Linked DNA regions of Homo sapiens: regions 2 and 3 are each linked to region 1. The links are chromatin contacts, found by Hi-C or POLR2A ChIA-PET in ENCODE. All regions are on one chromosome and are shown on one strand. The core of a region is the stretch at or near the end of the contact, and the rest is flanking DNA. Distances in the headings are between cores, read along the strand shown. Region 1 overlaps LOC105378415 (a long non-coding RNA gene). Region 2 overlaps PTEN (phosphatase and tensin homolog). Region 3 overlaps PTEN (phosphatase and tensin homolog).

The links. A loop is a pair of places that touch in the nucleus more often than their neighbours do. ChIA-PET counts read pairs that join two places held with the same protein, here RNA polymerase II (POLR2A). Pooled maps may share reads with other maps.
Region 2: a map of CD4-positive, alpha-beta T cell shows a loop between it and region 1 (2.3-fold over the local background). The contact joins two enhancer-like sites. A Hi-C loop is called at or near these places in 4 of 168 maps with a recorded cell type or tissue (CD4-positive, alpha-beta T cell, CD4-positive, alpha-beta memory T cell, naive thymus-derived CD4-positive, alpha-beta T cell and 1 more), 9 of 37 single-sample maps with no recorded cell type and 8 of 50 pooled maps. POLR2A ChIA-PET finds 5 or more read pairs at or near these places in 5 of 52 experiments (OCI-LY7, T-cell, WTC11 and 2 more).
Region 3: a loop to region 1 is called in a map of natural killer cell, with 3 times the contacts of the local background. The contact joins two enhancer-like sites. A Hi-C loop is called at or near these places in 1 of 168 maps with a recorded cell type or tissue (natural killer cell), 9 of 37 single-sample maps with no recorded cell type and 9 of 50 pooled maps. POLR2A ChIA-PET finds 5 or more read pairs at or near these places in 4 of 52 experiments (B cell, OCI-LY7, T-cell and 1 more).

The regions. Positions count from the first base shown.
Region 1 is chr10:88,090,487-88,093,186 of GRCh38, reverse strand. The region is part of intron 1 of LOC105378415 (a long non-coding RNA gene); the gene reads left to right. Among named protein-coding and RNA genes, the nearest start is that of PTEN, 230 kb to the right of the region's middle. RefSeq lists an enhancer at 1,343-1,392. Within about 2 kb of position 1,371, at least 10 of the 41 ENCODE cell types and tissues checked have a DNase peak (open chromatin) inside an H3K27ac peak, as active enhancers do; they include B cell, where a contact is called at or near this core.
Region 2 is chr10:87,947,432-87,950,173 of GRCh38, reverse strand. All of the region lies in intron 5 of PTEN (phosphatase and tensin homolog), which reads right to left. Among named protein-coding and RNA genes, the nearest start is that of PTEN, 85 kb to the right of the region's middle. Within about 2 kb of position 1,478, at least 2 of the 41 ENCODE cell types and tissues checked have a DNase peak (open chromatin) inside an H3K27ac peak, as active enhancers do.
Region 3 is chr10:87,927,811-87,930,828 of GRCh38, reverse strand. All of the region lies in intron 3 of PTEN (phosphatase and tensin homolog), which reads right to left. Among named protein-coding and RNA genes, the nearest start is that of PTEN, 66 kb to the right of the region's middle. RefSeq lists a silencer at 1,594-1,693. Within about 2 kb of position 1,673, at least 2 of the 41 ENCODE cell types and tissues checked have a DNase peak (open chromatin) inside an H3K27ac peak, as active enhancers do; they include B cell, where a contact is called at or near this core.

The sequences.
Region 1 (2,700 bases), core at 122-2,621:
TGCTGGCACAGTGCCAGATAATCATGCTCTCCTCTCACCAAGCAGTTGTCAGGGCTGTTGCCCTTGTCACACTTTTCTCCATGGGCAAGAGAGAAATCACAGTCACAGCACCCCTGTAGCCTACCGTCATGGGAATGTACCATCCTCCTACCTTGAATCCTGAAAGTCTGCAATCTAAGGTTTCACTCTATATCGGGGATAAGCTTCAGTTCACAAAACTAACACATGCTCATCTCACTACCTGGGTTAGGGCCCTCCTATGTATGTCCATCTGGCATGGGTGGATCACCCTGAGTAGTCTTCTCTGTGCTCCTGCGAGCACCCTCTCCTGGGACTGCACCCCATGCCTCTGTTTCTACACCACAAACACAGGACAAGTCACAGAGAGGTGTGCAAGAAATGGACTATTTGTTGAAGGAGTAAATAAATGACCTCTCTGTCCCTCAGGTTTTCTGAGATGTAGGCAGAGGGTCAGCCTCACTCTTGTGTTCTGTGAGATGATGGAAAGTATTACAGGCTTCAGGGACTGATCCACCTGGCTTTTCTAAACCCAAGCAGCACATACGTGATGAAGATGGAGCACCTGAGTCCTCCAAGCAGGCATTTCAGCTGAGGTTATTGGAAGAATGCCTTGCCACGCTTGTGCTAAAAAATCAGGGAGCAACCTGAATCAATAGCAAATTCCTAAAGATGTCTTCCCCTTCTAGTGAACTACATTTCAATCTATTTCATCATTTATGAGTTAACAGCTCTGGCTTCGGTATCAGTACACTGACCCATCACTCATTAGCTATATGATTTTGGAGCCACATGTCTGCTCGCTGAGCTCCAATTCCCTCATCTGTAAAATGGGGATCAGAATAACTACATCACAGGGTGGTTCTGAAGTTTAAGTGCATCAAGATACATAAAATACTTAAAACAGTGCCTGGCATACAATGAGCACTGTTATTAATATTTGTTGTATTGTTTTTTATAATATGAAAAAAATCACTTAATTGTCACAGATGTTAAAACAGAAGTTTTGCAGAGGCACATTCCAGAAGAAGGGCTAGATAAAATGCACAGAATAAGAGTTCAATAGGCTGTAGTGGTTGTTATTCACTATCTGGACCACACTGCTATCATAAGAACATGCTAGGTATGTGCTTCACGAGATGCAAAGATAATCCACAAAGGGCAGTTGGACTGTGCAGACACAGGGAAGAAGGGAGAAGGAGGTGATTTCAGACCCAGATTTCACAAAGAGCTGAGACAGCCAGCTATAGAAAGGTGTGAGTTGCGACTCGTGACCCAATACTTCCTGCCACAATACTGAGAACTCGTTTTCAACATGTTCTGTGGGCCCAGCCACAAGGGTGTTCCCTTCCACCTCCAAGCATGACTCTGATGATGCTGCCTGGGGCTAAAACAGGTAGTTGGTGAATTCTTCCTTTCAGTTCCAGTCTCCTGAAAACTCAGGTACCAAAAGTCATGCACAGTGCATCCCCTCAGAAGCTGTGAAATAGAAACTTTCAAAAGATAAGCTCATGTTTAACCACACAACCTGTGTCATTTCATAATTCTAAGCTTTCATAACCTGCATTTCCTGGGTAGCTGGCATTATGAAAGTGCCATGTAATATGCTCAACAAAGTCATAAGGAGGAATATGCAAGGTTCTTAGGTGAATTGAATCACTCTTCAAAGACTACACAAAGCTTAATTTGGAAAGATTGCAGGAGTTGCCTTCACTTCCTTGAATTCTCACTTTAATCTCCACCTCCTACCACCTTGCCATCTATCTCTTCCCAGGCCTGATTTCACCCACCTGGCTTGGAGGTCCCTCTCCTATTTCCTAGAGCTGATTTCTCCATGAGGATACTTGGTCTCACTCATATCTTCACTGCCTGGAAAAGGAGCTTGAGTCTCCTGTTTTCTAAAAAGAAACAAGAAAAAAATACTACCCAGAAAACTTCCTCAACCCTACCGTCCCCTCAAGTGTCTCCTATTTCTCATCTTTTATTACCTCCCAGTGGGTTCACAAATGCTGACTATAAACTGGCTTCATCTAAGTCATCTGCAAAAACTCAGTTTCCTAGGCCTGTCAACTAAAGATTTGACTCATAAGGTCTGATGTGAGGTCTAGGAATTTGTAATTTTTAAAAACCCTCCAGGTGATTACAGTGTTCAAGCCAAGTTCAAAAAACCACTGGTCTATGTGTCCTCTATTTATTTCATTACCATTCACTCCAAACACCTGCTAAACTGATGCGCTCACTACTGAAATTGCTTTCTCAAGAGCCACCAAAGACTTCTAGTTGCGGTGTTCAGTGGCTTATTCTCAGTGCTCCTTCTCAGCTTCTCAGTGGCAATCCAGAAGGCAACAGTGCTCCACTTTGGCTCTCTCTCCTCCCTTTTCTGTTGGGAACCTTTTAACCCTACTACGACCACGCAAGCCAGTACGCCACATCTGCTGTGTCCACTTCCTCCTTCCACCCCCTGACGCGTGTGCACAAGCAAGATTCAGACAGTGGTTTTCTGCTGCTCCATCTTTGGAGATCTCATCCAGTCATATCATTTTACTGGGCCTTGAAACTGACTTCCAAATATGTCTCTCCAGTCACTGTGCATGACATTTGGTACCTGAGTTTTCAGGAGACTGGAACTACCAAATATGTCTTGATTTCCCTCCTGGACTAGACTCCCTTCATACATGCATT
Region 2 (2,742 bases), core at 229-2,728, 140 kb after region 1:
ATTCTCCTGCCTCAGCCTCCCGTGTAGCTGGGACTACAGGCGCGCACCACCATGCCCGGCTAATTTTTGTATTTTTAGTAGAGACGGGGTTTCACCGTGTTAGCCAGGATGGTCTCGATCTCCTGACCTCGTGATCCGCCCGTCTCGGCCTCCCAAAGTGCTGGGATTACAGGCGTGAGCCACTGCGCCCGGCCTAATTTTCTTAACAAAACAGTAAAAGGTAAGGTAAAGTAGTAGTACTTTGAAGAGCAGTACTACTACTCTTCATACTCTTCATTAAAACATTAAAAATTATTAAAGTTAAAAAATGTAAACTTACAATGATTTTATTACGTCACATTTAATGTAATTTCAGCAAACAACTGTCATTCATGTTTAGCAAGATAAATACAGAATTGCTAAGCAGAAAGGAAATATCACATGGAAGATGAGTGGGAGGTGTACTTTTTTGAACCATGTGAATTTTTTAACCATATGCATTTATTATCTAGTCAAAATATGCAATAAGATTTAAAAAAATTAAGTCAATGCGAGTCTACGAGTAGACCACATTGTCAACATTATTTGTTGGGGTTTAGTGGATGACATTTTTCTCTTTATCTCCATTTTTGGCATAAGTTTGTGTGCAATAATAAAAAGATTTCAAAGCTTTAGGTTTTTTCAAGTAGCAAGTGATTAGTAGTGTACCTATAATGTAGGTGATTATACATTCTGTTAATCCTTACCCAAAAAAGGATAGGCAACATAAAAAATATATAAATCTACTAGTTGTCAACATTGGGTGAATAATCTATGTATGAATACCAGTTGAAACAAAATTACTGACAATTCAAAGAAAAACATGGAAAAGTACATTTTAAAATTTAATCAATTAGTTTACCATCAATATTACAGTCTATTTTCTTAACTTTGCAATTCTTATCTACCTGCTGCCTTGTCAGCACCCAAAATTCAACACTTCTAGATTAACAAATATTAAAAAGTTGGGAGGCTCACATGTATCTGTTTCAGAGTCTCCAATGTGACCTCCTCATTCTAGTCCTATCTCTCTGAGCCATGATGCACACTCACTAAAATTGAATTAACACCTGCAATATAGGATTTCCAATGAGTGGAAAGTCCACACTAAAATTTTAGTCATCTTTAAAAGCTTATACATATGAATAAAAGGCTGTAAAGCTCTTGCAGATTAAAAAATACTCTGTTTTCAAATCTTTTTTTTTTTTTTTTTTTTTTGAGATGGAGTCTCGCTCTGTCACCCAGTCTGGAGTGCAGTGGTGCGATCTCAGCTCACCGCAACCTTGCCTCCCGGGTTCAAGCAATTCTCCTGCCTCAGCCTCCCGAGTAGCTAGCACTGTAGGGATGGCCACTGCGCCTGGCTAACTTTTGTATTTTCAGTAGGGAAGGGTGAGTCAGCATGTTGGCCAGGCTGTCTTGAACTCCTGACCTCAAGTGATCCACTCCCCTTGGTCTCCCAAAGTTAAGGGATTACAGGCCTGAGCCACTGTGCCTGGCCTAAAATTTTTCATTTTTCATGTAAATTAAAGCTAATAAGGGCCAGTTTTTATTCTCTAACCAAGACCTTTTAAGTTAAATTGATCTTTAACTACACACACACACCCCTGCCCAAGGGTACAGTTCTACTTTCTACTAGTAGTAACTCTCCTTTTCCACTTTAATTTTGAGGAAAATTATTTACACAGCTGACCCTTGAACACAGGTTTGAAATGTGTGGGTCCACTTACATATATGGATTTTTTTTCAATAAAATTTTTCAGAGATTTCAACAATTTGAAAAAACCTGCAGATGAAACACATAGACTAGAAATATCAAAAAGTTAAGAAAAAGTTAGGTTTATGTCATGACTACATAAAATATATGTAGATTAGTCTGTTTTATCATTTACTGCCATAAAATATACACAAACCTATTATAAAAAGTTAAAATTCATCAAAACATATGCACACAAACCTTAAGACCAGACATAATACCACTTGTAGTCAAGATAAATGTAAACAAATGCAAAGATGCAGCATTAAATCATAGCTACCTAATATTAACTGTAGTACATACTATACTACTGTTAAAATCTCATAGCTAACTTCTGTTGCTACTGCAGTGAACTCCAGGGTTGCAAGAATCTGTTTAAAACACTGTGTGACACTAATCATCTCTGTATGATCAGCTCATCTCTCCAGTAAATTGTGTATTGCAATCAAAAGCTATCTCTCTCACGGCTCTTGTGTGTTTTTCTTTTCTTTTCTTTTTCTTTTCTTTTTTTTTGCGACAGAGTCTCCCTCTATCATCCAGGCTGGAGTGCAGTGGCACGATCTCGGCTCACTGCAACCTACGCCTTCTGGGAAAAAGCGATTCTCCTGCCTCAGCCTCCCGATTAGCTGGGATTACAGGCACGTGCCACCATGCCTGGCTAATTTTTTTATTTTTAATAGAGACAGGGTTTCACTGTGTTAGCCAGGATGGTCTCAATCTCCTGACCTCATGATCCGCCCGCCTCGGCCTCCCAAAGTGCTGGGATTACAGGCGTGAGCCACCGTGCCCGGCCCTCTTGTGTAGTTTTCATTGTGTCTAGTGCAATGCCGTAAACCTTAACACCATGAGACCCATATGAAGTGCCAACAGTGATGATGGAAGCGCTTTCAAAGAAAGAAGTCATAGACATTATAAGAATAAAGTGACTTGCTTGATATGTACAGTAGATAGGTACAGCTGTAGCTGCTGGC
Region 3 (3,018 bases), core at 424-2,923, 160 kb after region 1:
TGTATGCAATTAGAGCTAATACATTTGCTTAAAAACTTGTGATGCCACTAATACAGAGTACTGTAAATTCAGGTGCTTCCATGCTTTCAAATTTCCTCTATGAAAAATCTGCATGCTATTGGAATATATTTTTAATTTTACAAGTACCTATAAACAACTGACTAGTTTCAATAGTATCTGTATCTCATAGTTAAGCATACATAATTCTCAAACTATTCTTCAAAAAGATATATGTTAAAAATAGTAAAAGCATAAGGACAGTAAAGAAAAACTGAATGTTGTTAATCTACTTGGCCAAATGCTTACTAATTTTTTTTTAAACCAGACCTTACTCCCTGTTGAAAAGCCAACGATCACCTTTTTCAACAGTCTCTCAGATTGCAAGTTTTAATTACAGTATGAGAGTAATGAAAGAATAAGTAAAATCAATACAGAATAGTAAAATGCTGACTTGTCATTACTAGAGTATGCTAATATTTGTCTTAATAGCAGTGATATGTTAGTATGTACTGGCTTTCTAATGATTAACAGGCCATGTTTACAAACAATAAAAGGCTCAGAAAGAGATCTTACATATCAGTGTGGTTAGCAGTACCCTGGTAACTCCAACTACTATGCAAAACAAATTTTTTAAAAATTACTTAAAATAAACTCTTAGCATTTTAAAACAAATAAAGGTCCATAGCTCCTTAACCTGCAATTTCAATATCCCAAAAGTTCAAAACATCTAAAATTTTCTCTTAAGTTTTATGGCAAACTCAACTACAGCAAATCCTGATCTGAAGTAATAAGATTGTACATAATATTTAATACACTTAGAGCGAAGAGTAAAACATTTCATTTCAGGTACTGACCCACACCCCACTGGGGTGTTTATGTAAAAGTATATTTATCTGTGCTACCTTTTGAAAACTAAAATTTCTGAAAATGGAAACATACTTGGCCCCAAGAGTTTCAAATAAGTGATTGTGAACCTGTATTGTACATTTAGAAACCCTGAAAAACATCTATATAGTTTCTTCTCTACCTTAAAGGTAATTCAAAACCAAATTCACATGAAGGTTTAACTAATTATAAATAAACTACAATCCATTGGTTTCTAACTGGTCAGACCTAAAATAAAACAACTTTCATACTACCACTCAAAACAAAACAAGCTTTTCCTTTTTAGTACAATTTAGTATATTGAGTTTTTCTAGAAAGAAAATGCATTTAGTAATGACATATGCACATATATGCATCCTTGCTAGTAATTTCATACCCACTGACATGAAAAACAGGAAAAAGAGGACTGACAAGACAGTCACATTTTACACTTTCTTTGGTACTTTTAAGATAAAAGGGGAGAAATTGTCAATAGTGAAGAATTCATAATGGAATATTTTATAAGGAATCAGAGATGTAGGACTAGGAAACACAATCTAAGAAGCTGGTCTCAGGACAACACAACAGAAAATAAACATTAGTTTTGTGCAGCTTCAGTTCTCTAAACTTCCCCTACTTTCTCAGGATCCCAGAACATGTGGTTTGACGAACACTCCTTAAGACTGCTTTAATAAAAATGCCTCTCAAATATTACTGTTAAGAGGACTATATGGACGGAAAGTGGAAGTAATGACTACTAAGTGTCAACCAGATGAACACACCTTACAAAGAGTTTCCACTTTTTTTTGTTTCATCCTCACAATCACGTGATAACTGTTATTATCTCCATTTTATATATGAGAAAGCTAAGACTTAAGAGCATTAAAAAACTTGCCCCAAATAACAGTATACAAATGAAAGAGCCAGAACTCAAGCTCAGTATCTCTGATTACAAAAGTCAAACTTTTTCTACTACTGTTCCATAATTCTACTTATAATAAAAAAAAAGTTTTAAATACAAAAGCAGTAACAAATTTCAGTCAAAGCCAGCATTCCTACAAGAGCAGTATCTGTCATAAATCACAGAACCAACAGTGACAGTAAAAAGCAAGGAAAAAGTTATGAAAATCTTCACAGGTAAGCATAGGAAATATGGGAGCAAATATGCTGGGACTAGTAATGATAAATATGCTCAGGGAATGGGGGTTGGTAGGATAAGGATGAAGACTTTCTTCTTAAATTAAAATCTCTGATAAATGCCCTCCTTCCACCTATACCTACTGACAGTTTCTTTTAAATTCTTTGTGGTTTGGTAGTGATAAGTCTCTCAACAAACTAAAATTAAAGATACACAAATGGCAAATGGGGTTTAGCCATTTAAATTTAACCATTTATGCTTCCTTATAACTAAAACTCAAAAGATACCAGTACCTCATATTGGTTTATATGAGACAAGAGAAATGAATAAGCATTTAAAGAATGAGTTTTTATGAAACAAGAGGCAGAAACTGAAGGAATAAGATTAACAGGAAAAGCTTCCAGAGAAGTGAGATTTGCCATAGAATCAGCTAGGTAGGCAGGTCTCTTCTTTACTCTCTTTGATGAAGCTATCACCATCTTACAAAAGAAAACTTAATAGATGAAAATTAGTAAAGCTAAAGGTTTACCACAAAATGATAAAGTATGTCAAATAAAATATGCACTGAAATATAGTAAATACCTTTAAAAAATTGGTATACAGTGAAAACTTAAATTCCTCAAAGGCAAGAAGTATACATCTCTTTATTCACTATCTCCCCTTCCCCATTCCTACCAGATTATACAACAAGGAACAAAAATAAAATATACTTGTACAAAACAAACTGATTAATTCAATTAAGTAACAGTACACCTGAATTTGCTTAATGTTATGAATGCCTGAAGAAAACACAGATATAAACAGATACAGTTAATCAGAAAGGCCATATTAGGAACTCTTCTTCACCCATGTATATCATAATTGCTATAAAAGATTTAACATACTATTAAATGTGGGTATGCCTAGTGCAAATATTTTAAGATCTTCAAATTATGTATGTTTGCAAAGACATATATATCACATGTAATACTATCCTAAAAATAAAAGAAATAAAATAGAACACCTGCTGCTTACCA